5 separate regions of the Homo sapiens genome follow, and all the other regions are linked to region 1. The links are chromatin contacts, found by Hi-C or POLR2A ChIA-PET in ENCODE. All regions are on one chromosome and are shown on one strand. The core of a region is the stretch at or near the end of the contact, and the rest is flanking DNA. Distances in the headings are between cores, read along the strand shown. Region 1 holds the start of UBE2D2 (ubiquitin conjugating enzyme E2 D2). Region 2 holds the start of RAPGEF6 (Rap guanine nucleotide exchange factor 6). Region 3 holds the start of AFF4 (ALF transcription elongation factor 4). Region 4 holds the start of PPP2CA-DT (PPP2CA divergent transcript). Region 5 holds the start of UBE2B (ubiquitin conjugating enzyme E2 B).

What was found. A loop is a pair of places that touch in the nucleus more often than their neighbours do. ChIA-PET counts read pairs that join two places held with the same protein, here RNA polymerase II (POLR2A). Pooled maps may share reads with other maps.
Region 2: a loop to region 1 is called in a pooled map, with 8 times the contacts of the local background. The contact joins the promoter of RAPGEF6 here to the promoter of UBE2D2 in region 1. A Hi-C loop is called at or near these places in 1 of 50 pooled maps. POLR2A ChIA-PET finds 5 or more read pairs at or near these places in 2 of 52 experiments (B cell and activated B cell).
Region 3: a pooled map shows a loop between it and region 1 (4-fold over the local background). The contact joins the promoter of AFF4 here to the promoter of UBE2D2 in region 1. A Hi-C loop is called at or near these places in 2 of 50 pooled maps. POLR2A ChIA-PET finds 5 or more read pairs at or near these places in 2 of 52 experiments (GM12878 and endothelial cell of umbilical vein).
Region 4: a pooled map shows a loop between it and region 1 (16-fold over the local background). The contact joins the promoter of PPP2CA-DT here to the promoter of UBE2D2 in region 1. A Hi-C loop is called at or near these places in 5 of 50 pooled maps. POLR2A ChIA-PET finds 5 or more read pairs at or near these places in 3 of 52 experiments (MCF 10A, OCI-LY7 and activated CD4-positive, alpha-beta T cell).
Region 5: a pooled map shows a loop between it and region 1 (5-fold over the local background). The contact joins the promoter of UBE2B here to the promoter of UBE2D2 in region 1. A Hi-C loop is called at or near these places in 2 of 50 pooled maps. POLR2A ChIA-PET finds 5 or more read pairs at or near these places in 2 of 52 experiments (AG04449 and activated naive CD4-positive, alpha-beta T cell).

Annotation. Positions count from the first base shown.
Region 1 is chr5:139,559,278-139,564,501 of GRCh38, reverse strand. UBE2D2 (ubiquitin conjugating enzyme E2 D2) reads right to left here and starts at 3,163. Exons shown (of 7, transcript NM_003339.3): 1 at 2,687-3,163. The coding sequence starts at 2,710. RefSeq lists enhancers at 1,998-2,117, 2,208-2,257, 3,418-3,587 and a silencer at 2,728-3,387.
Region 2 is chr5:131,632,754-131,637,977 of GRCh38, reverse strand. It overlaps RAPGEF6 (Rap guanine nucleotide exchange factor 6), which reads left to right and starts at 2,749. Exons shown (of 28, transcript NM_016340.6): 1 at 2,749-3,016. The coding sequence starts at 2,948. RefSeq lists enhancers at 2,180-2,379, 2,390-2,639, 1,648-2,847, 2,940-3,029, 2,977-3,559.
Region 3 is chr5:132,961,305-132,966,528 of GRCh38, reverse strand. AFF4 (ALF transcription elongation factor 4) reads left to right here and starts at 2,895. Exons shown (of 21, transcript NM_014423.4): 1 at 2,895-3,270. AFF4-DT (AFF4 divergent transcript) reads right to left here and starts at 2,717. Exons shown (of 2, transcript NR_186175.1): 1 at 2,395-2,717; 2 at 1,839-2,288. RefSeq lists a silencer at 2,601-3,440.
Region 4 is chr5:134,224,080-134,229,303 of GRCh38, reverse strand. PPP2CA-DT (PPP2CA divergent transcript) reads right to left here and starts at 2,894. Exons shown (of 1, transcript NR_186539.1): 1 at 354-2,894. It overlaps PPP2CA (protein phosphatase 2 catalytic subunit alpha), which reads left to right and starts at 3,231. Exons shown (of 7, transcript NM_002715.4): 1 at 3,231-3,544. The coding sequence starts at 3,443. It overlaps MIR3661 (microRNA 3661), which reads right to left and starts at 3,547; the gene lies at 3,452-3,547. RefSeq lists enhancers at 1,931-2,450, 2,292-2,451, 2,451-2,972, 2,973-3,492, 3,832-3,941.
Region 5 is chr5:134,368,314-134,373,537 of GRCh38, reverse strand. UBE2B (ubiquitin conjugating enzyme E2 B) reads right to left here and starts at 1,969. Exons shown (of 6, transcript NM_003337.4): 1 at 1,899-1,969. The coding sequence starts at 1,942. It also overlaps a transcript of CDKL3 not described here. RefSeq lists enhancers at 1,637-1,736, 2,677-2,746, 2,255-2,850 and a silencer at 2,157-2,206.

The DNA.
Region 1 (5,224 bases), core at 1,914-4,413:
AGCCTGGGCGACAGAGGGAGACTCCGTCTCCAAAAAAAAAAAAGTTCAGGCCGGGCACGGTAGCTCACGCCTATAATCCCAACACTTTGGGAGGCTGAGGCAGGTGGATCACCGGAGGTCAGGAACTAGAAATCAGCCTGGCCAACATGGTGAAACCCCGTTTCTACTAAAAACACAAAAATTAGACAGGTGTGGTGGTGCGTGCCTGTAATCCCAGCTACTCGGGAGGCTGAAGCAGAAAAATCACTTGAACCCAGGAGGTGGAGGTTGCGGTGAGCTGAGATCGTGCCATTGCATTCCAGCCTGGGCGACAAGACTGAAACTCTATCCCCCAAAAAAGTTCAAATTATTTCTAAACTTGATTTTATTAAAAAAATCTTACAAAGGCATATTTTAAGGAAAATCTATTCTAGAAAATATGTAGCAACTCATAAGAAACTATATTACCAGAGCAAGTATTATTAATTAAAACGTATGTTTTGTGTCAAAGAGATAGTTCCCTCTCTGAAAAAGTCCGTTACACATATAATTCAATGTAGAGATTAAAGTCTACATTTCTTTTTTTTTTGAAAGGGAGTCTCGCCTGTGGCCCAGGCTGGAGTGCAGTGGCGCGATCTCGGCTCACTGCAAGCTCCGCCTCCCCGGTTCACGTCATTCTCCTGCCTCAGCCTCCAGAGTAGCTGGGACTACAGGAACCCGCCACCAAGCCCGGCTAGTTTTTTTTGTATATTTTAGCAGAGACGGGGTTTCACCGTGTTAGCCAGGATGGCCTCGATCTCCTGATCTCGTGATCCACCCACCTCAGCCTCCCAAAGTGCTGGGATTACAGGCGTGAGCCACCGCGCCCGGCAGGTCTACATTTCTTTATCTGTAAATTATTACACATTATACCCACTTGCTCTTTCTCAGGTTATAAAATAAGAGGACAAGCTTCTACAGGTATTTGATAACTTCCCAGTTAGATTCTATAAGGACCTAGCAATTCCTAAAAGCCTTTAAAATACATATGTATATATTTTTTTTGGATGACTACTCCTCAGTGTGCTCCCCTGCCCCTTAAACGGTTCTTTAAGACATCTTTGCTTAAGGTTCAAGCTTCTTTATGGTATTTAACAAATACCATTTCATTTTAGTACAAGATTTATTGTCTAAAATCTGCCCTTCTTCATTTGTTAGAAATCAGAGTCAAAAGAAGTTAAGGAGCTAACCTAATTATAGTAACCAATGGGACTGATTCCACACTGTCTTTGAGCAAAAATGAAATGAGGACCAACCGCTGAGCTGAGGTGTTTAAATCATCAATCTGTATTCTGACTTAGTTTAAGACAAGCTAAAAACTGGTTCTCTTCCTCTTGCATCCCCATCCCATCATTCAGAATGGATAACCCCAGTACCTACTTCTAAGTAGCTACAGGTATAGGCCGTGTGCAGTGGCTGATTGATGCCTGTAATTCCAACACTTAAGGGAGGCAGAGACAGGAGGCTAGCTTGAGCCCAGGAGTTCCACACCAGCCTGGACAACACGGCAAGACCCCGTTCTCCACTAAAAGGAAAAAGATGTATTGAAGAAAAAAGTAGCTACCGGTTTAATATAGCCAATCTGAGTAGCCAAGTGAAACACCAAACAGAAATTAATAGTGGTGCCTCCCTACTTCTAAGAAAAAAAACATGAAAGTGGCACTAAGAGGTTACAACATCAGAAAGGGAAAAAAAATAAATTTTAAGCCAATCTTATAGTCTAGATGTATTATTAGGAAAACCTCCTTATTGATAACTAAATAACCCTTCACTTTAAAGAGCAAAGAAATCCTTTTTAATACAAAATCTAGTAAAACCCCTTCCCAGTTAAGAGTCTCGGTAAACATATCACCTAATAGCGTCAAGTCCATTTTGCGAAGAGGCTGTGAAAGGAACTTTTGTATAATTTCTCTGGTGGTTTTCAATGTTCAGGTTTCTACCTCTACCTTTGCCAATGTACAGCTTTTCTATTAGATCCAATCCTGCAAAACGGAAGTGTTAGTTTCTAACTACATACAGCAACCTCAAGGAATAAAATGATTCTCCCTCTACTTCCCTCCTCCCTCATTAAGTCACCTTTTTTTTTTCTTCTGAACTTCCAACTCTTAACAGTTTCTGGACAAGCAGGGTGGACCGATGTGTGCTGCCACCCAAGAGGTAAGTGAACTCAGGATATACTTGTGGATCGGGCAAAACGGCTTCCTCTGTCAGCCCGAGCTCAGGCGGTTTTGTGGAGGGAGCTAGGGCAGGTGTGGGAGGAGGGAACAGAAATGGGGCGAGAAGCCCTTTCGACCTCTGTCGAAGGGGCCGCCCAACGCCCCAGCGCCCCCCTCGGCCCCAACCCCGCCATCCTGGCCCGACAATGGCCCTCAAGTGCAGCGGCAGTCCCAGACTGGAGAGAAGCCCTAAGAGTCCACACCATGCGGGCCTGGAAGGGCAGCCGGGGAGGAACGCTGAGGCCGCGAGAGCACCTCCGGCCTAAGCGCGGGCTGCGCGCCGGGGCCTCCACGGGCGCCATCACTGGGAGTGGGGTATGGAGGCCGCCCCGAGGGGCCAGCACCGGCAGCAAGATCCAAGGAGGCCGCGAGCCCGACGGAGACTACGGCGGGAAGTGCAGGCCGCAGCCTGCTCAGCTGGCCAGCAGCGCAGCCGACCTCCGGCCGCTTACCTTGTGGATTCTCTTCAGAGCCATGGTGGGAGGCGGGTGGCGGCGGCCCCCGGGGCGGGGACGGGGGCGGGGAAGGGACGGGGAAGGGGCTAGGGAGCCTGAGGCCGCCTCGGCGATCTCGGTCGGCAGGAGAAGATGGAGAGTTGAGGAAAGCGGGTCCGGCGGGACGGGCTGAGGGCCGGGGCCCACTCAGCTCCTGGGCCTGCCGCAGCGGTCACCGCATCACCCGGCGGCGGCCCCTTTATTCGCCGCCGCCCTAGCCGCCACCGCCGCCGCCGCCGTAGCTGCCTCTTCCTCCCAGGATCAGCGCCGCCTCCTAAACCGCCGCAGATCCCTCCGCCAGAAAGCAAAAGCCCAAGCCTCGGGCTCGGCCGGCCTCTCTTGGTCGGACAGCCGGAGGGATTGCCTGTCTTCCTCCCTGCTGCAGGTGGACCGAGGGACGCGCGGGCGGGCGGGCTGCGCCGCCGGGGTGGGGCCGTCGGAGCACGGGGTGGGCCCGACCGAGGGGCAGGTCGGGAGGCGCGGGGATTGGCGGGCCAGGGGAGGGAGGGCCGAGCCGCGCCGGCGGCGGAGGGATACGGGCCGCCCCTGTGAGTAAGCTACGCACCGCCGTCGCCGCCACGGCCCCGGAGGGCGTGACGCTGCGAAGCCCTGGGCGGAGATCTCGCGAGATCTAGAGCGCGAGTTCTGCAGGCTCCAGCGCCGCGACCGTTGACTTCATTGCTGATGGAAACCCACGCGCGTGTCACAAAAGATCAATAAATATTAAAAGGCGAATGTTGTCCAGATCTCACGACCGTCCCCGTACTAGTCCCGGGAGGAGGCACTTAGGCCCACTGCAGCGCTCCTGAAGGAGGAAGGGACTTGGCCAAGGTCACAGAGCTCTTCTGAAGTCCTGGGACTTAGCACATCTCTTTCCAGAGGCCGCGTGGCTACAGCTCGGGCACCTGCCACGAGGGAGATGTCTCATAGCCGCTCGGGTTGCAGTGAGATTGGCCTTCCGGACCAAGGCCCCAGATGGAGAGGATTTGAATGTTGTGTTCTCAGCCACTGGCATGTATGTGTGCCTTCGAGGTGTCCAGACTCTGCTCAGCTTAGTGAATTGCAAATTGTTACAAGCAAGCACTGTACCAGCTGCGTCAGAAAAAAAATCACAGTGTGTGCCCCAAATAGTTAAAACCAACGGCTGGGCGCGGTGACTCACCCCTGTAATCTCAGCACTTTGGGAGGCTGAGGCTGGCGCATCACCTGAGGTCAAGAGTTCGAGACCAGCCTGGCCAACATGGTGAAACCCCATCTCTACTAAAAATACAAAAATTAGGCCGGGCACGGTCACTCACGCCTGTAATCCCAGCACTTTGGGAGGCCAAGGCAGGCGGATCACGAGGTCAGGAATTCGAGACCAGCCTGGCCAACACAGTGAAACCCCTTCTGTACTAAATATACAAAAATTACCCGGGCATGGTGGCAGGCGCCTGTAGTCCCAGCTACTCGGGAGGCTGAGGCAGGAGAATCGCTTGAATCCGGGAGGCGGAGGTTGCCGTGAGCCGAGATCACGCCAGTTCACTCCAGCCTAGGCAACAGCAAGAATGCGTCTCAAAAAAAAAAAAAAAAAATAGCCGAGAGTGGTGGCAGGTTCCTGTAAACCCAGCTACTGGGGAGGCTGAGGCAGGAGAATCGCTGGAACCCAGGAGGCAGAGGTTGCAGTGAGCCGAGAGCACGCCATTGCACTCCAGCCTGGGCGACGAGCAAAACTCCATCTCCAAAAAAAAAAAAAAAACCAACCTCGTGCTCCAGATACCCATCAGGAGGGTCCGCTGAAAATCAAACCTAGAATATTTGGAATTGTTTTTTAGGAGATGGAGACAAAAAGCTAAATCACTGAGCACCTACCCTGTGCCCAGCCCTACACCATGACTGGTGTGAGATACGGAGCCAAGCCAGGGCTAGAGGCCTTACACAGGAGAATAGTAAAGAATATTTTGCTGGGAGGTAATGCCCACATTCTGAAATCTACCCCTGGCGTTTTCTGATTCTAAATGTCTCCTTTTCGCTACATCCAGAAAGGACCTTGCAGATCATTGATTCTAGCTCCTGAATTTATAGAGAAGAAAAAACTGGAGCCCAACTAAGGGAAGGATCTTGCCAAAAGCCACACAGTAGGTGAGTGGCAAAGCTCATACTGCCTCACCTACTGAGAAGGTTGGACCATTAGGACAGAAGCACCGTGCACCCAGTGAGAGAAAATTGTATCCAGTGGTTCAGGGTGGGTATAGTTGAGGTTGAGGGTAAAATGGAACATCTCACAGCCCCAGATATTTTCTTCCTAAGAAATGTGATGGGAGGGGTACAAAAATCTCCACTGGACAGATTTCTTTTTTTTTTTTTTTGAGACGGAGTCTCACTCTGTCGCCCAGGCTGGAGTGCGGTGACGCTATCTCGGCTCACTGCAAGCTCTTCTCCCGGGTTCAGGCCATTCTCCCGCCTCAGCCTCCCGAGTAGCTGGGACTACAGGCACCTGCAAGCACGCCCGGGTAA
Region 2 (5,224 bases), core at 1,500-3,999, 7.9 Mb after region 1:
GTAAGCAAGCATAACTGCCTGAGCTCCGCCTGTCAGATCAGCAGGGGCATTAGATTCTCTAGGAACAGGAACACTATCATGAACTGCACATGTGAGGGCTCTAGGCTGCATGCTCCTTATGAGAATCTAATAATGCCTGATGATGTGAGTTGGAACAGTTCCATACTGAAACCCTCCCCCTAACCCCTATAGAGAATTTGTCTTTCACAAAACCAGTCCCTGGTGCCATAAAACGTTGGGGACTGCTGCTATAGGGCATATATCAAAGAAAGGACTTGCTGTCATAAGGTGTGTTATGTTTCAACTTTATTACTTTTTTTTTTTTTTTTTGCCAAAAGTGACTTCCCAACTTGCACTTAACCAGCAGTTTGAGTTCCTCTTGCTCCACATCTTCACAAATACTTAAATGTGTTTCTGAATTGTTATAAGTGAAAAAAAACTGTATTAAAAAAATCTATTCAATTATTCAAAGTTGAATTTCTACTTTAGAGGAATCACTTCCCAGGCCGGGAGCGGGGGCTCACGCCTATAATCCCAGCACTTTGGGAGGCCAAATTGAGTGGATCACTTGAGGTCAGGAGTTCAAGACCAGCCTGGCCAATATGGTGAAACCCCATTTCTACTAAAAATACAAAAATTAGCCGGGCGTGGTGGCGGGCGCCTGTAATCCCAGCTACTCAGGAGGCTGAGACAGGAGAATCCCTTGAACTCCCGAGTAGTTCAAGGGACATTGCAGTGAGCCGAGGTCGCGCCATTGCTCTCCAGCCTGGGCAACAAGAGAAAAACTCCGTCTCAAAAAAAAAAAAAAAAAAAATCACTTCCTAGAGGCAAAATAATGGAAATAATAAGGAGTGCTCGGATTGTGCAGCATACTAAGTGCTTCATGTGAATTTTCTCATACTAAGTGCTTCATACTAAGTGCTTAAGTGCTTCACGTGAGTTTTCTCACGTAATCTTACTAAGTGCTTCATGTGACATACTAAGTGCTTCATGTGAATTTTCTCACTTAATCTTAAGAAAATTCTGAAACAATAGGTCCTTTACTATATTCCCATTTAACATAAGGAAAATGAAGGCAACATACTAAGTGCTTCATGTGAATTTTCTCGCGTAATCTTAAGAAAATTCTGAAGCAATAGGTCCTTTACTATATTCCCATTTAACATAAGGAAAATGAAGTTCAGAGATGTTAAATAACTTCAAGTCACTTAACTAGAAGAGGTCTAATATTAGAGACACAAATTCTAGGTCTGTTTGCCCCTAAAGTTCAAGTTCATGGTGATCATGCTTTATAGTTCTTTCTCCCTCTTTCAAAATATTGATGTGACTCTGAAAATTGATCCTTGAAGAATGGAAGGGTTAACTTTTGTTTGTGATCCTGGGCAGATCTTTGAGAGGTTATATTTGTACAAAAAATGAGGAAAACGGATCGTCTGCAACATCCTGTGATTTTTTCCACAATTACTTTATTTCTACAATGGCTATGCCACACTTCGCTGGTAAAGTTTTTGATCTATACCTGAAAAAGAGAAATGCTAATAGTATGTTGTAAACTCCCAGTTTGGGCAAGCCCCAGGACCAACAGAAAACAGTCCTTAAGTCATTGCCGGTCCCAGAAACGGTGTTGTAGCCTGAACTCTCATTGTTTTCAAATATAATTTTAACTCTTATTACGTCATTAAAATTACTGTGAAGCAGTCATTAATTGGAAAGCATGTCATAATCATAAATCACCTTGTTATTTAGTGAACTATGCTAACTGCTGTGAGAAATACCAAGGTGTACCTAGATGTAGTTACAGCCATCAAGGAGCTTAAAATTCAGTGGAAAGGTGGTGTCGCCAAAGTTAGTTACCTATGAACTTATGAGAAAGGGTAAGGAGTATCCTAGAACGATGGATTCTGGAATTGTCAGTGAGCTTATTGTTGAAACGGCCTCAGCAGCTCTCTGGCTGCTCCTAAGGGTGGTCTGTTTTTCTTACCAAGGGAGCAGTGAAACAAAACTGGCTTTATTCGGTCTGTTGGGAAGCAGACTAGAATGTAAAAAGTATTGCAAAAGTTGCCACTCGAGTCCCAACCCTAAACGCAGTTGCCTGAGGGAGGGCTGCCCCGGGCATTTAGTTACAAGAACGCAGTCTAAATCTAGTTTTTTGACTCAAAGGTAATCGTGAGCTGGCCGCGGCACCGGCTGCCTATCCTGGCCGTGAATGTTTGCTTTCTCTGCCCTGGTCTCAGGACGTCCGTTTCGAATAGATCAAGCACTTCTCTGTCGGCAGCTTTCACAAGAGATCTCGTTTTATTTAAAGAGATATGAGGTGTGCGTGGAATTCCTTCTTTGCCGAATGGCGGCTTCTACTTCCGCATATTCAAAGTCGGCAGTAGAAGTTGCAGAGGAGAGCGCAAAGCCGGACTTGGCCACACCCTGGGCTTCCGGATTTGGGCACAACAGTTCTCTCCAGTCAGAACGCCTCCCCACGGTTCTGCCCCAAAATGCTATTTTTGCTCAGGTCCTCAGCGCGTTTCCGGTGTCTCCAACGGATGGAGAAGACGGAACCACAACGCCAAGGCAGACCCCGTGACTGATTTAGGTGAGGTCTCGCGAGGTGTCTTTAAATCTCACGACGACAGCAGGAAACGACTTACTCGCACCGCCCCAATTTTAACGTCACAGTGGAGTTACTCCCTTGGGCGTTTCTTAGCGTGCGCGTGCGTGCTGCGCATGCGCACTTACTCTCCCCCGCCCCCGCGCAGACTTGTCTCCGGCCAGTCGCGCGTGGGTAGAGGCCTTAGGCGGGCGTTGCGAAGGGTTGTTTGCTAGAGTTCGGACCTTGTTACGGCGCGAAGTTCCCTCCTTGGGGCGGGGGAAAGGTACCGCACCCGCTACCTAGTGTGAATGAACTGTGGCGTGGGCTGCTAAGGGCAGGCTGCGGAGTACCCGGGCCGTGGCCATGAACTCACCCGTGGACCCTGGCGCTAGGCAGGCGTTGAGGAAGAAGCCACCCGAGCGGACTCCCGAGGTGAGGCTGGTTGACCTTTATGTGCGTCTCACAGTCCAGTAGACAGCATCCTCCTGTCTGTCCGAAATCCGCGGCGACTGCCCTCTTGCCAGAGTCTCGCACCTGCTACTGGGAATCTGTTCGCTTGAGTCTCTTCCCTGACCCAGGCCCTTGTCGCCAGCAGGGTGCCGACCGCCCTTCCTGCCTGTGATGCGGTCTTAACCCGCGTACCCGTCCTTGCCGGGGGCTTCTGAGTGTCGTTAAGAAAGCACCATTACTAAGTCGTATTTTCTGAGTTGGGTAATATGAGTTTCGCAGTTAGATGCCCATTCGTTTAAGTAGACTATGAAAAACGAGATGGAAATTGTAAGGGAAGTATCTCAGCCATGTAATTTAGAAATAGTTTTTCTTTAAAGGTCTCTGAAATATTGTACAGTTGCCTAAAAAAAAGATAAAGTTTTCAAAGTTAGTTTAAAAGTTTACATCCAGTCAAATGGTGAATTCTGTAGTAGATGATGCATGTTTAAAGAACACCACTGTAGGTACTTTTTCAGACTGTCACTGGGAAATTTTACAGTATTTTGTACTTGGATCCAAAATTTGCTGTGTCGAGTTAACAGTTATGGCATCAGCTTAAAAGATTTTTCATTCGACCTTCATGAAGGCTAGTTTTCAGGCATATAACTAAAACCTGTTAGCTTTGCTTATCCCGGTAGAATGCTAAGGTTTTGGGGAAGGTTTTCCTTGATTTGGAGGTTTCTATAACAAGTGGGACATATTTTCTAAACAAAACACTAAACAGTGTGAGTGGATTATTGGATTGTTTTGTTTAAAGTTGCAGTAAATGAAATGAAATGCTTTGGTTAATTCTTCACTTTGGAGTTTTTCAGATATGTAGTGTTTTGCATACTGAGTCTCAGTAACGTTGGGCTGACCTTTTGGGTCGTGACAATTATTCAGGTCACAACGGAAGCCATGATAGGTCAAATTATGTTATTGAAGATCCTGATGTTTGCATAGGAACAACACAAATTCTACCACTTTCCAGAGTTCTCTTTTTGAGATATACATTTATAATTCGATGAGTGTTTGTTTCCTTATGATGATTCTTGAAGTCAATGTGAGCTGATTTATGAATTTCAGTAGGCGAATTATCTTACAGCCTTTATAGCATTGGAAAGTATTATACAAGGCTTACGATGTGTATTGCAGGTTTCAATTTAATTTAATTTAATGTTATTTTATTTTTTATTTGAAACAGTCTCACTCTGTCACCCAGGCTGGAGTGCAATGGCGCGATATTGGCTCACTACAACCTTTACCTCCCGGGTTCAAGCGATTTTTCTGCCTCAGCCTCCGGAGTAGCTGGGATTACAGGCAGGCGCCACCACGCCCGGCTAATTTTTTGTATTTTTAGTAGAGACGGGGTTGCACCATATTGCCCAGGGTGGTCTCAAACTCATGACCTCAAGTGATCTGCCCGCGTTGGCCTCCCAAAGTGCTGGAATTACAGGTGTGAGCCAAGTTGCCCGGCTGCTTTTAATTTTCAACATTACTTGTGCTACTAAATTCACATTTTAATGGAAAAATCCTACTGCTCTTTAACAGCAGAATTATTTATTTTGAAATTGCCTATTTTATTTTTTTTGAGACAAAGTCTCCCTCTATAGCCCAGGCTGGAGTGCAGTGGCACGATCTCTGCTCACTGCAACCTCCGCCTCCTGGGTCCCGGTTCAAGTAGTTCTGCCTCACCCTCCCGAGTAGCTGAGATTACAGGCACACGCCACTATGCCCAGCTAATTTTTGTATTTTTAGTAGAGACGGGATTTCACCATGTTGGCCAGGCTTGTCTTGAACTCCTGACATCATGATCCGCTCGCCTCGGCCTCCCAAAGTGCTGGGATTATAGGTGTGAGCCCCGCGCCTGGCTGAAATTGCCTATTTTTGAGCCTTAGGAAATTTTCTAAACTGTTCATAAAGTTATGTTGGCCACTGTGTGCTGTGTTAAGTACTTTATTGTGCTTAATTGGAACAGAAGCATTGTTCAAGGGAATGCTAAACAGCTGCCCACAGTACACAGAATGTAGCCCTGACATCTAGCAGCATAAGAGGTTAACTGATGCATTGGTAGTGCTTTTGAATGAGTGTAGAATTTGTTTGGGGTAAAGAAGTATGAAGAAGGAAATCTGAATCCTAGTGATGATTTGTTTGTGATAAATAATTTGACAA
Region 3 (5,224 bases), core at 1,646-4,145, 6.6 Mb after region 1:
TGAGTAGCTGGGATTATAGGCACTGGCCACCACGCCCAGCTAATTTTAGTATTTTTAGTAGAGACTGGGTTTCCCCATGTTGGTCAGGCTGGTCTGGAACTCCCGACCTCAGGTGATCTGCCTGCCTTGGCCTCCCAAAGTGCTGGGATTACAAGCATGAGCCACCACACCTGGCCGGAAACTTCTTATTTGCAGAATAATGCCAAATAAAAGGCTATACTGGCCATTCCTCCCCTTTTTGGTTTTTAAATAAGGTTTCATTTTGTATTGAAAAAGTATCACTATCCTTTATGGAACAAAAGCATATTATTATTTGCGTTAGCCAAATAACATTTACTTCAGAATAAGCAAGGAAACTTAAAGTTTGTTACATATTTTCAATTTGCACCTTAATACTCATCTTTAATCAAAATTATTATGGTGTGGCCGGGAGTGGTGGCTCACGCCTGTAATCCCAGCACTTTGGTAGCCCGAGGCGGGTGGATCACGAGGTCAGAAGATCGAGACCATTCTGGCTAACACGGTGAAACCCCATCTCTACTAAAAATACAAAAAAATTAGCCGGGCGTAGTGGCGGGCACTTGTAGTCCCAGCTACTGGGGAGGCTGAGGCAGGAGAATGGCGTGAACCTGGGAGGCAGAGCTTGCAGTGAGCCGAGATGGCGCCACTGCACTCCAGCCTGGGCGACAGAGCGAGACTCTGTCTCAAAAAAAAAAAATTATTACGGTGTAAAGTGACAAATATTCTTTTCTTTTGCCACTCTCCATCCCCTCAACCCTCCAACCTATACAGCCTTGTAAATCTTCTTAAGCAGAATTTGAAAGCAAGTAAATGAAATAGGCACAATTTCTGTGTAGGATAATTTGGTAATATCTATCAAAATTAAAAATCCTTTTGATCTAAAGATTCCAGGCTAAGGATTTATCATACAGGTATAATTTGCTCATTATATGGAGTTGTTTTTCGTTTTTAATTATTTTAACTTTTTTGAGACAGGGTCTTGCTCTGTCACTGAGACTGGAGTGCAGTGGTGCGATTAGGGCTCATTGCAGCCTTCATCTCCTGGGTACAAACGATTCTCCCACCTCAGCCTCTCTAGTAGTTAGGACCACAAGCCTGTGCCACCACAAACGGCTAATTTTTTATTTTTTGTAGAGATGGGGTCTCACTATGTTGCCCTGTCTTGTATGAGGTTATTCATTGCAGCTTAGCATGTAATAGTAATGGCTTGGCAACAAGCGGAATATCCACCTGTAGGGGATTGGTTAAATAAATTAGGATGTTTGCATAAGTGGAATATTATTCTGCCTCTAGGAAGAAAAAGGTAGTTCATTATATACTGATATGGCAGGATGTCCAAGACATTTTTTTCTTTTTTCTTTTTTTGAGACAGGGTCTCACTCTCATCCAGGCTGGATGGCAAGCTCCCGGCTCACTGCAGCACCGACCTCCTAGGCTCAAGTGATCCTCCCACCTCAGTCTCCAGAGTAGGTGGGACTATACGCATGCACCACCACGCCCGGCTAATTTTTGTATTTTTCATAGGGATGGGGTTTTGCCATGTTGCCGGGGTTGGTCTCAAACTCCTGGTCTCAAGCGATCAGCCCCCCTCGGCCTCCTAAAGTGTTGGGATCATAGGCCTGAGCCACTGTGCCCAGCCTATCCAAGATATTTGAAGTGAGAAAAAAAGGACTGAACAGCGTATATAGTGTGTTACCTTTTGTGTAAAAAGAAGTATCCCTATATTTTAATGTATTACTTACAAATATGTAGGGAAAGATACATTATTAAATGCTAAGTGATTGCCTTCCAGGACTGAAACAGCTAACAGACAGAGATGGGAGAATCAATTATTTTTTATTCTGTCATGTTTTGAGTTTTCTATTAAGACATTTCCTAATTTATATAGCTCTATAGAGAAAATGCATATAAAGAGTGAAGCTTAAAAGAAATAGTAGATGTTTAGAGGTGAAAGAAGTGTTCAGAATGATATGCTGAAGAAAAACATTAGTGGGCCGGGTGCGGTGGCTCACGCCTGTAATCCCAACACTTTGGGAGGCCCAGGCGGGTGGATTGGTTGAGGTCAGGAGTTCGAGACCAGCCTGGCCAACATGGTGAAACCGTGTCTCTATTAAAAATACAAAAATTAGCCGTAGGTGGTGGCTCCCCCCTTTAATCCCAGCTACTCCGGAGGCTGAGGTACTAGAATCGCTTGAACTCGGGAGGCGGAGGTTGCAGTGAGCCGAGATCCCGCCATTGTACTCCAGCCTGGGCGACAACAGCGAGATCTATCTCAATAAATAAATGAAAAGGAAAACATTAGTGGCAGAAGATGTTTAAATGACGAAGAAAGAGGGACGGTTTGGCTTCTTAGGGTAAGTTTACTGGAAATACCGAACAGCCTCCTGCGTCCTTTGCCTTTTTGCTGGACCTCTTGAGGACTCGAGGCTTCGACACCTGGAAGCAAGTCTAGGAAGCTCCGGGTTGGGCCGGATCCCCACCAGAGGCGAGGGGCGGAAGGCCTGGGTTTGTCACCTGAGCCCCAGAACCGGCATATCCGGTTCGGCCCGGCCCCGCCCTTCGGAACCTCACTAGCGGGCTACGCGCAGGAGGGCGTGAGCTCCCGGATGTGCAGGCCCTGTACTGCCGTGGCAGCCCTGCCGGACGCGGCCGCAGTGCCCAGAGGCTCAGGCCTATACCGCTCGGGCGGGTCCTTTGCCTGGCCCGGGTCATCAGACCCCACAGCCGGGAACGTCACCACCCCGGGCGTCGCCTCCCGGCCCAGCCGGCCCACAGACCCCCGCCCCCTACTCCCCCAGCGGGGAGGGGCGCAGAGGCATCACGTGACGCCCCGCACCCGCCCGGTCTTGGTCACATGGTGGCACGGCCGCTGCGTCAGTCACAGCCCTGGCTGCAGGAGTCCAGCTGCCGTCGCCGCCGCCAGCGGACGGGGCGGGGATCCTGGTGCCAGGTCTTCGTTAACCCGCCCCCGCCGCCTCAGTCAGCTGTCCCAGCCCGGGCCCGACCGTCATGGAGCGGTGCGGGGCCTACGCCTGTTCCGTGTGAGGCGCATCGCTGCCGCCGCCGCCGACGCCGCCTTCGTTTGTCGAGGCCTCCGGAACCCCCGCCGCCTCCCGGAGCCCCTCGCCCTTGGCAGCCTGTCACCGCCCCCTGGGCGGGCTCGAATGCGCGTCCGGTGAAGGTGCAGGCCCGGCGCCGCCACTGCCGCAGCCAGGAGATGGTTCGGGCCTAGCGGAGCCGGGACTGGAGGTAAGAAGGGCCGACAGACTGACCCAGGGCCGGGCCGGGCCGCGGGGGTTGTGGCCGGGGCCGGGTGGGGGTGGGGGCCCGCAAGTTCTGCGGGGAGCCTCGGGGAGACCCTCCGGGCTGGGGCTGCTCAATCAGGCGTCACCCCTCCTCTCATCTGCGCGTCCCACCCCACCACCTTCCCGCAAAGATAAGAAAATAAAAAAAGCTAACCCAATCCTAACAAAAATTCCCAGAAATCCATCCGTTTAGTGTTTCTCCTTTCCTCTTTCTTTCCTCAGACGTTCCATCGGCTGATTTGTTACTTTTTCATATCCTCCTCAATTTCAAATTATGTCTAATTAAAGAGAAAATAGGCCCAGATTCTGGCTAACATTACCCAGCTAGTTCTCGCTTTCCTTCTCGCGATCCTGCGCACCTCTCCCACACCCCCACCCCCGCAAAAAAAAAAAAAAAAGAAGGAAAAATTTCCGCCTTCGACTTGCGAAGGGGATTGACTAAAAATGGGAACGTGGGGGTATAATACTCGAATACCCTCCCCTACAACTTCTGAATCGGTCTGTTACCTAGTTATCCCAGTAGCTTGTGCGTGGATATTGATGTTTAGGCCTTTCCTCCAGCTGCCTGTGCTTGGGGTTAATCTCGTAATTGACGTCAGTGCTTTGTTCCTTCTACTTTGCTGTTCCTTCCACTCTTTGAGGATGGATCATGGAGTACAGGAGTTTTGGGAGTAACCTTATTGCCTTTTCGTTTACAAACAGTATTATTTTCAGGAAGTGGAAGTACGAATCTGAAATGTTTGTATATGGAGTTCAAGGCGAAGAGTTCGATTTAGGGTTCTCGTAGTTTTGTCAGTTGTAATTCAGAATTATGCGGTTTCTTCCCTGCTGGCCACATGGAAATTTTATACTAAGGCCAGTCACTTTTCCATTGACCAGTGTTTTTCTTGATGGAATCTAAGCTATAGGTGTCTGTGAATAGACTGTAAATGTAACATAAAATGTGTGCTGTTTTTCGGGCTCAGATATGAAAAGCGCAAAGCTTCGTTTCTGTATTGATTCTGCACTTCATAAAGTGCTTTTTAAAACTTAACTGGTCTTTAACTTATCAAAATTGAAATATTTATGAGAACTTTCTTAATTTGGGATTTGATAAAGAGCCTTTGTGGTCTGTGAGTCTGCCTAGAATCATCTTTGGTCATACGTGCATAAAGAAGTGTTGGCAAGTGGCCACTTGGTTTTCAACAAAGCTGGCTTCTTTAAATTTCTCAGATTCGTTTTCCTTATTATCACTGCATCTTTCAGCTCCTAAATATAAGAAAAATTCCCAGTAAGTTATTTTAAGTTATCTTTCAGAGTTAACTTACTAAAAACCTGGAAGCAGTCAAATTTTTCTTTTTTTATTACCAGCAGTTTCATTCAATTTGCGGTGGTTTGCAGGCTGGTACTTTGATTTTTGTTAACTCTCTAGAAACAGTAGGCAAATTTTACTTTAAATAAAATTTTGCTTCAAGTGGGGACAAGATGGGGTGTCTGAAAAAAGAGCCCAGCTGTGTTAATTGGAACATGATCTACAGTTTGGGAGTGTAAGGTGAAGCTGTGTAATTAAGAATTCTTAAAGATTGAATATTTTTGTTCTGAGTCACTTTCTACTTGTCAGATTCTCACATTCAGGTTGATACATTCTCTTCTGTGTACTCTTGAGTTATTGTACCCTTTTTGTAGCAATATATTCTGCAGCCGGGCCTGGTGGTTCACGCCTGTAATCCTAGCACTTTAGCACTTTGAGAGGCCGAGGTGGGCGGATCACCTGAGGTCAGGAGTTCTAGACCATCCTGGCCAACATAATGAAACCCCGTCTCTACTAAAAATACAAGAATTAGCCAGGTGTGGTGGTGCACACCTGTAGTTCTAGCTACTTGAGAGGCTGAGGCATGAGAACCAAATTAGCCAGACAT
Region 4 (5,224 bases), core at 1,645-4,144, 5.3 Mb after region 1:
TTGCAGAACCAGAATTCAAACCCAGTTCCATCTGACTCCAGAGTCGTTTCTGACACTGGTCTACTTTCTGTCTCAGTAAGTTTAGAAGTCAGGGAACTGGAAGGAACAACAACAAAAAAATAAACCTAACTTAATGCCAAGAGAATTGCTGACAAGATATATCTCATTCCTACTCCATGTTTAATGTCAATTTTTGTATCTTGGGTAGGGTGCCTATTATAAAGCTATTTGCTCAAGGTTATCCTCCTCCTACCCCGCCCCCATCATCAGATGATTTTTATTTATAGCTATGTTTAAACATCATGGGCAACACTCAGACTTGCTGTATATTGAATTTGCCATCAGAGCAAAGATTCTTTCTCAAAGCATATTTGCTTTATTTACTCTCTGGTGTTTCCCAATAAATTAAAAAGACAATTCTTTTTGGTTTGCTTTAAATTTTTTGTTCCAAATATTCTTCAGCTCTAGAATTGAGTCAGTGAGGTCAAATTAGTCAAGACCAGATAAGTCAAAATGAATTTTCATTTTCATGTCCATTAGATATTTTGTTCTACAGAATACACAATCTGAATTTCTTCTAAAGAAAAATATATCCTGATTAATTTACTTCTGTATTGTTTATGATCATGTATGCTTTACTTCACTGTCTGATGCTAAGAGCTTCCTAGAATTCATTCCTTAAGAAGTTAAGTCATGGCATTTAATTATTTGGCAGGATGTTTTAAGTACATATAATTATTATATCTTCCCTCCATTTTGTGATGGTGGTGAGCCAAGTAATCTGCATCAAGAGAAAATAAATAACACCTACATTAATGCTACCAACAAGGGGCTCACAGTACTTTGGAAAAACTCATAATTTTAGCACACAGTGGGTGTTCAATACTTCATCATCTATCAAACTAACATCACCACACCCTTTCCAGGTAAGAGAATCTAGGCAGGCTGGGTGCGGTGGCTCACACCTGTAATCCCAGCACTTTGGGAGGCTGAAGCAGGCGGATCACCTGAGGTCAGGAGTTTGAGACCAGCCTGGCCAACGTGGCGAAATCCGTCTCTACTAAAAATATAAAAATTACCCGGGCATGGTGGCGGGTGCCTGTAATCCCAGCTACTTGGGAGGCTGAGGCAGGAGATTTGCTTGAACCTGGGAGGCAGAGTTTGCAGTGAACCGAGATTGCACCACTGCACTCCAGCCTGTGCAACAGAGTGAGACTCTGGCTCAAAAAAAAAAAAAAAAAAAAAAAAAAAAGAGAGAGAATCTAGGCAAAGAGAAATAATGTTGATTCTGTTCCATATGTCAGACCTTGGAAGGTCAACTGCATGACTGTGGCTGAGACTTTGTACTTGGGAGTGTGCAGTTTTAAATCCTGACCACTATCTTAGGCAAGTCCCTTCTCTTTTCTGAGTGCCTGTCTGCTTCTTGCCCCATCAGACAGTTCTCACACAGGTTCATGGCAACGGTAAAGAATAAGATTAGACAGCACACTGGGTATGGCTTTATAATCACGGGCACTAAGTGATGATTTTTTCCTTATTCATTCCACTTGGTCTTAACTCTTACCCTTCTATTGTTTGGGGATGTTAACTGCAAAACAGGGACAGAATTTGGGCTAAAGGGTCTTTTTCCCAGTCTGGTAAATTAAGTATGTGATAAGACTTCTAGAAGAGTAGATTTAAGGTACTTTCTTTTGTGCACACTAATGGGAGGTGTGAAGGGAAAGCAGAATTGCAATTTCCAGCCTAGGGAGGCCAAGCCAGTCGGCCTTGCCAAACACGTTGTCTTGGATAAAGGAGGATTTTCAGTCCTGCTATTGGCTGATGGGGCCTCCAGTGCCTTCTTCAGCCTGTTGGTGGGGATGATGCCCTCAGAGCCGCAGAGTGAGCAGTCTCCTCCCAAGCATCGCTGAGCACTTGGGTGTGGAAGGGTTGCCTGATACTGAGGGTGGGGTTCCTGGAAGACAGGCGATCAGGTTCAGCTCTTGCCTTGCCCTTTATGGTTAAATGTTCTTTGGAAAGCTTCTATATCTTTCAAATCCTGGGGGCATTATGATCTCTCTTCTGCCTATCCCAAACCATCTTCAGCCAGTACTGTTGGGAGAATACAAGCTCCAGGGCATGGTCCCTGGTCCGTCTGGATGACCCCTCCGGATCTGGCATATAGCTGGCGCTCTATGGAACCAGATATTTATGTAAAAGCAGGGACAATGGAATGTGAAAACGTTTCGCAAACTCCAAAGCGATTCATAACCAGACAGAGGTCCAATCCTAGGGTATACGAGCTCTCTCTTTTAAGCACGTATCACAGCTGCTTCTCACGCCACCGAGACGCGGTCAGGACAGGTGCATCCATCTTCTCTGGGCTTCCCCTCTTGAAAGTAGGCCAGGGCGCGCAGGGGTTGAGGGTCTCTCATTCCCAGAGAGAATTAAACTTGGAGGAAAGCAACCACCGGCGAGGAGCGGGGCGCGTGGAAGCGAGCCGCGGTCCGAGGCCCAAAGAAAAGCCCAAGCCTCGCCCCCGCCATCGCGCCCGACGAGACACCTAGGTCCGGGGACGGGTGTGTGCCGCGGAAGTCAGGTGCACTGCGCAGCACTCCCCCGGTAGGTACACGCTCCTCCACCTACGAGTGACCTAATTACAAGGTGCCAGCCGCGCCCAGAGGTGGGGGTGGTTAATCCAAGCGGCCACTCGCTGCCCGTTCCTGCCCCCAAAGATGACGGAAACCCACACGATTACAGAGCCGCAGCACCCCAGATGAGCCACGGGGTCGCAATTCTCGTTTCCGTGATCGGACTGCCAGGCCCCAGGTGAGGAGCTGAGTTCATCACCAGAGCGGCCTTCCCAGGGGAACCAGTTACAGGCTGCCAGTGGCCCCGGCTTCCATCCGGTCTGCGCCTGCGCGCGGCCCAAGCCCTCGCCTCTCCTGGAATAGTGCTCAGGGATTAGTCCGGTTCGCCGCTGTGCGCACTGCGCATGCTCCAGCTCCATCCTTCCCTTCCCCCACCACCCCGCCCTCCGGGAGCCACGCCCAAAAAGTCAAGGCGCTTCAGTTACCAGCCGGCTACGTCGCGCCTGCGCTTTGACCCCCAGTTTGCGCCCCAACTCCGGTCGTGCGGCCGCCCGGGGAGGGCTCTGCAGTTGCGCAGCTTGCTCCCCGGCCCTTTTCCCCTCCGCTCCCCGCCGCCTCCTGACGCCGGGCGTGACGTCACCACGCCCGGCGGCCGCCATTACAGAGAGCCGAGCTCTGGAGCCTCAGCGAGCGGAGGAGGAGGCGCAGCGGCCGACGGCCGAGTACTGCGGTGAGAGCCAGCGGGCCAGCGCCAGCCTCAACAGCCGCCAGAAGTACACGAGGAACCGGCGGCGGCGTGTGCGTGTAGGCCCGTGTGCGGGCGGCGGCGCGGGAGCAGCGCGGAGCGGCAGCCGGCTGGGGCGGGTGGCATCATGGACGAGAAGGTGTTCACCAAGGAGCTGGACCAGTGGATCGAGCAGCTGAACGAGTGCAAGCAGCTGTCCGAGTCCCAGGTCAAGAGCCTCTGCGAGAAGGTGAGCTGTAGTACGGCTGCGGACAGCCGCCGCGGGGCCGAGCCCGCCGAGGAAAAGGCGGCCGTGAGGAGGGTGCAACATGGCGGAGGCCGCCGGTCCGGGCCCCCCGAGTCTCCGAGACCGGCGCCCATCCTGGCCGGCGGCGGCTTCCTAACGACCCGGCGCCCCCTGCCTCCCGCGCAGGGATTGGTTGCCGCCGCCGCCTAAAATGGCGCCGTTCACTCGACTCCTGGGCTTTTGAGTCAGCCGGCCTTGGCGCCAGACGAGGTGGCAGGGGGAGCGGAGACCCTGTGGGTCATCGTCAGGGACGGTTTTGAGGGTGAGCTGGCTTGGATTCTGCGGCTTGGGAATGGAGCCTGGGCCTCTCCGGTGGGCTGAGTAAGAGTCTTGCCGCTGGTACCCAGGCCTAGTTAGGTCCAGAGCTGCCCAGAGGATCCCCCAAAGGCAGTCTTGTTAGGCCGTATCCCAGAACATACCTAAAGGTCACACAGCTTTAGTACCCCTTGGTGGTTTGTATTAAACTCACCAAGCGATCTTCTCCAGAAATCAAGGTAAGGGGTGTCTTTAAGAATTTTTAAATTATTCTCTTAACCTAATTTTTACGAAGGTCATGGTGGTAGCTATAAGGGAGGAGTGTAACTTATTTTTCATAGTTGGAAGAAATCGGGAATTTGGTGAGTCATACTACATAAGGAGCTTTTGGATTGGAAATCAAGTGTCGGTTGAATATGATTTATATGCTGACTCAAAGCCTTCTCTAAGCTTAACACACTTGGCATTTTGCCGTTTATTTTTAAAATGAACAACATAAAATGGAAGAGCGGTAAATTTTGTATCTTTGTTGCAAAAATTACTTGATAGTATTTTGTGGCTGCAAGTAGTAGTAGTGATAATAACTGTCGACTGAGATTGTATTCCAGACATTGTGCTTAGTGTTTAAATAATGTCTCACATACACTGAAAATAGAATGTTGTAGTCCACTTAGTAACACTAAACTTTATATTAGCTAATTCCCTTTTGTTTTCCCCTGGGGGTTGGGGAAACAGGTAGTTAATTTAGCTATTAGCTTTGTGTTGTATTTTTAAATTCTTGTAACTCAGTTTTCTAAAGTACACAAAATGCTGATCTCTGCTGTGAACATTTTAACTTCCCTTTTCAAAATTAACTTTGCAGCACGTCACTTTAGTACAGAATAGTGGAGTATCATATTAGCATTTTGTATCCGTGAAAAGAATTAATGGAGAACTATTATCCTGATTTGTTTCTGGTTTGATGTGAAAATTAGGTTCATGAGTTTGACGTATATGTTTCCAAGACAGGCTTTTTTAGAAACCATGTTGTGAACAATTGGAATTTAAGTAAGTCAGATTTAGATTTGTTTCTCCCAAGCCTGAACAAAACTACTACTAGTGGATGAGGTGGCACATCATCTGTTGGAGATGCCTTTTAATGGTAGCGATGTATTGAATCTCCTGTTTCTTTACCCTCTCACGTCAAATGAGGTTGGTATTTATTTTAAAGGTTTAAAATTGGCCTTTAAAAATGAATGTATATTGCCAGGTCTTAATTTCTAGGTACTGTACATGATGATCTTACCGATTTTTGGAATTCAGTGCATTATATGAAAGACTTTTAAGTCAGTAGTTGGCCAGTTGACTAGTCTTTTGAAGAAAACGTGG
Region 5 (5,224 bases), core at 720-3,219, 5.2 Mb after region 1:
CCTGCACGTTGTGCACATGTACCCTAGAACTTAAAGTATAATTAAAATATATTTAAAAAAAAAGAATTGATGTATATAGACTGTCCTCTTATACCAAAAAAAGTTTAAAACCTCAAAAGCAAGTAATATTTTTACAGAACCATTGATTTTGCTGCTCTAAACATGCAAAGACTGTGTATCCTAACCAGGCTACTTCTGCAAAATGGCTACAAGAAAAAAAAAAAAAGCAAACCTCAGTGTAAACACAAAATGACTGAAAACACATTAAATTTAACTAGGAAACTAGTATTAGGCAGCAGATTTACTCTATTCCTTTTGCTTCAAACAGCAATGGCTTTAAAAAGTAATTAGTAGGTTTTCTGCCAGTCCCTATTTTAAAGGCTCTGCACTAACACCAAATCCACCTCTCAGATCAGGAGACTCAACACAAGGCTTTCCAACATTCGTCATAGTCAAATTCTTGTAACCTGCAGATCTCTGGAAACTACAAAAGGTGCCATGCATTCAACTCAGAATTAAGCAGAGCATTACAGTAAGGAGCCAGGGCGACAATGACATGAACTAGTTTACTATCTGAATTTGTCATGAGTGCTAATCAAATACGCTGATTTCAAGCTTTAGAAAGATGACTTTTGCACCAAAAAGGGCATCTCCTTTCAGAGACTGTAACCTCAATTAAAAATGCTACATTATATACACACACAAATACATATGCAGTTGTTTTTCATGGGGCATCATAATTTGCAACTAGTCCACATTAAAAAAATGGTTTTTAGTCAATCTCAAGCAAATTAGGCCACCACGAACAGAAGCCTTAGAAGAACTGCACTGCTTGACGCCTACCTTTAAATGGCTAAGAGAAGCTACGAATGAATTAAATAAGTTGGCCAAATCCAAGTGCCTCACATAGGCTTTATAATAGCTGAGAGGTGACTTCCTGAGCGACAAATCTAAGTTTTTATGCTAGATATTTTGTTCAATTAGGGCAGGTGTCCCCAGAAAAAATGTTAAGAAAAATGTGCAGAGTATCAAAATGATGTTTTCTCACTTATTTTTTCTATGTCTCTAAGTATCCAATAAAAGGTAAACAACGGAATAATCATTTTCTATCTCACAACCCCAATACCTCCTAACAAAACCCTATTTTATTTACCAAAGGAGGCCCAGGGAGTATCAGATTAGCGCCAGTCTAAGGGAAGGCATTTTTCCAGACTCGGGAGGCTATAGATAGGGGCTTTCTTCACCAGCCAGAGCTGAGTTCCAGAAAGCACTGGCAGCCGGGGTGGCCAGCTCTAAGGTCCCAGATCTCTAAGTCAGTTCCCAAGGTCCTTTCAGGCGGGCGGGGACAGAGTCGGGTTTCGGGGGATGGGTTAACCTCCGGGCCTCACGCACTGGACCCCACCCTCAGGGCACAAATGGAAAGGATTGGCAGGAGTCGGGAGAGGGGTTCGCCCCAACACGGCTCCTCGGAGAAGACGGCGGGGCCGTGAAACAAAGCTGACTGGTGCTGCCGGAGAGGAACAAGCTCCCGCAGGAGCTCACTTTGAGGGGACAAGAAGGGGGCGCCGCAGGGTGCAGGGGCGGGCGGATAATGTCTGATCGCCTGGGCGAGACGCCGGGCAGCTGGCCGAAATGGGCAGCAGGGAACCCTAGACCAGTCGATCGACACCGTTTTACTTTTTGTGGGGAGGGGAAGCAGTATCAAAATTTCTTCGGGCGCCAGAACGAGCGGCAAAGCTTATGGGAGTAGGGCCGAGGCTAGGACCCGGCTTCCGCCAGTCCCGCTGGGCCCACAGCCGGCCCTCTGAGGGTCACAAAGGGGAAGGTGTCTGGGATCCACGCCCTGCAGCCCCGCAGCTTTGAGGGGCCGTCATCTAGGCGAAGGTGAAGGCCCTTACCGCTTGAAATCCCGCATGAGCCTCCTCCGGGCCGGGGTCGACATGCTCCGCAGCTGCCCCGCGGTCAGTCTGAAAAAAAAAAAGTCCCGCGCAGCCCCCCCACCCCCCGGCGCGGCGGCCGAATCACTGTGGATCGCCGCCGCCGCCGCCGCCGCCGCCGCCGCCGAGACTGACAAACAACCCTGCAATGACGTCTCCCTCCGCCGCCTCCGGATCCCTCCGCCCTCCGCCGCTACCACAGTGTGAGTGCTGGGGGAGGAGGGGGCGGGACGCGGGAGCGCGCCTTCCCCGAGCCCTTCAGCGGGGCGCGGTTCCCCCTGGGCTTCCTGAAGTAATAGACAAATTTGTGTTCTCTGTGTTCAGACTAGAGGTTGTGGATTCAAAGACCACGAAACAGAAACACTATCCCGTCTCCCTCCCCGTCACTAGTTTAGGCTCGGCGGGGTGGAGAAAGAGGGACGCATCCGGGCCAGAGATTTCAGGGAAAGGAGGTGGGATGATGTAAGATCACGTGACTGCCCGCGGCCTTGTCAACAATCCACCCCTGAGTGGGAGGGGGAGAAGTATCTAGAACCACGTGTCCCTATGACGCGTTTAGAACGGGTCACGTGAGCGCCTCGCCTGGATGTGAGTTTCAGCCAGGTCTGTGAAGCGGGTTTAAGAGGGTGAGGGCGGGATAAACCTTTATTAGTTGTTTTCTGTTTATCACAGGTATAGAGACAACATTACCCAAGAGGTCATGGCAGAATCAACAGCTTGTTTTGTTTTCTTTAAACCGGGACCAAAAATAATTCCCCTCTGGTTGGTTCAGTGGCTTATTAACTCTGGTACTTGGGGCAAGAAGAGTGAGAGGATCGCACGATCTTCTAAGGCAGCCTTGAATACTGAGGCCCACACAACAATCTCCTGAAATGGTTCCTTGAAGCTACCAGATAGTCTTTCTGCTTTGCAGTGGGGTTTCTAGTATTGGAAATTCTGGGCAAATATTAAAGGATGGTGTATTATGCAGTTTTTCCTTTCTGGGTCTGCTTTCAATTGAAGATATGTGTCAGAGTCCGGGGACTTGCCTATGGTGGGGGAGTACCATTGTATTTTTAAGGAATGTGGGGGTGCAGTCTTCCAAGCATATCAATGAGTGGTTGGTTGTCAAAGAAACCTACAAATATGATTCATATTCTGGGGGAGAGCTCCGGCAGACATGAGTGAGGGTTATATATCTAGCCTGAGATAACTTCAGGTTTTCTACACTAGCAAGAAAGGTGCAAATGGGCCAGAAGGGCCCCCCACCACCAGGGGGTTCAGAGGTGTTGACCTCCCAAAGACCTTGAATATTTTCTGTGGTCACCGTCCTTCCCTCTATTGCTTCCAATTCCTACCTTCAGGACTTTGTTATACTAAGGACTCTGAGTACTTTTGTATCCATTTGGGGAACTGTTCAGTTCAACAGGTAAAGGGAGGGTGGAATGAGGACCTTAACATTGCCTCAGCCTTGCCCCTGATTCCATGGAAGCAGAGTTAACTTTTCTGACTTTCCTTGTACCTCTTTCTTCAAACCCTGAATTCCCTCTCTGCTTCCAGTGACTGCCTTGGTGATCAGGTTAGCCAGGCCTAACTCTTGATAGGTCCTGTTAGACATTCGCAATGTGTTTTTTAAGTTAAAAGCTGAATATTCTTAATTTTTTTGCCTTTCTGCCATTGCAGTCCTAACCCTTCCAATAGCAAAGGAGGAAGACACACAGGTAGGGTTACATGGAGAAAAATGGTAAAGAGAAACTATATCTTAAAAATATCCCTCATGAGCTGGGGCATTAGCTCATGCCTGTAATCCTAATACTTTGGGAGGCCAGGAGTTGAAGACCAGCCTGGGCAACATAGGAGATCCTGTCTCTACAAAAAGTAAAATTAGCCAGGCATGGTGGCGCACACCAATAGTCCCAGCAACTCAGGAGGCTGAGGCAGAAGAATCGCTTGAGACGAGGAAGTTGAAGCTGCAGTGAGCCATCATCATGCCACTGAGACCCTGCCTCAAAAAAATCCCGCAACAACCAAAAAAACCCTTGTAATTTATCAGTCAAGGCAGTCACTGAAAGCAGAGACAGAATTCAGGGTTTGAAGAAAGGGAGGTACAAGGAAAGTGGGAAAAGTTAACCCTTTCTGGTTCCATGGAACTATGGGCAAGATTAGGGCAATGCTGAGGTCCTCCTCCTACCCCCTCTTTCCCTGTTGAGCTGACGAATGGATACAAAAGTGCTCAGAGTCCTCCTGACCCACCAACGAAGTCCTGAAGATGGGAACTGGAGGCAATAGAGGTAAGGAATTCAGAGACTACAGGGATTTATAATTGTTTTGGAAACAGTTTATTATTTTCCAAAATGATATAACACTTTTAACTGATTCAGTGAATGTGCATCATAAAGTCTTACAGCTGTGTATTAGCAAGAATCACTGGCTGTCCTTGTTAACCAGGCCTGCCATAACCTACTTGTAGAAGGAATAATTTTAAAGCTATTAACTGTATGCTGTTATCAGTTCTGTAGCTCTGGATTATGAGTTCATTGAGGGCAGGGACTCAGTTTGGTTCATCTTTGTCCTGGGCAAATTTTTTTATTTTTTGAGACAGAGTTTTGCTCTGTCACCCAGGTTGGAGTGCAGTGGTGTGAACAGGGCTCACTGCAGCCTTGACCTTCTGGGCTCCAGTAATTCTCCTTCAGACGCCCAAGTAGCTGGGACCACAGGTGTGCACCACCATGCCCGGCTAATTTTTTGTAGAGATGGAGTTTTGCCCTCTTGCCCAGGCTGGTCTGGAACTCCTGGGCTCAAGTGATCTGCCCACCTTGGCCTCCCTGGGATTACAGGTGTGAGCCACTGTGCGCAGCCTCCTTGCAAATATTTAGCCCACAACAAATAATATGCTTACACCAAGTTTGAGCCCACTATAAGATTTACTATGACATTCTTATTTATAGAAGGTATTTTATATTGTGGTTGAATAACTTTCTTTTTTTTTTTTTTTTTTTTTTTGAGATGGAGTCTCGCTCTGCCACCCAGGCTGGAATGTAGTGGTGCGATCTCCGCTCACTGCAAGCTCCGCCTCCCGGATTCACGCCATTCTCCTGCCTCCGCCTCCCGAGTAGCTGGGACTACAGGCGCCCGCCACCACGCCCAGCTAATTTTTTCTATTTTTTAGTAGAAATGGGGTTTCACCGTGTTAGCCAGGATGGTCTCGATCTCCTGACCTCGTGATCCGCCCGCCTGGGCCTCCCAAAGTGCTGGGATTACAGGCGTTAGCCACTGCGCCCGTCTGAATAACCTTCAAAGAAAAGACA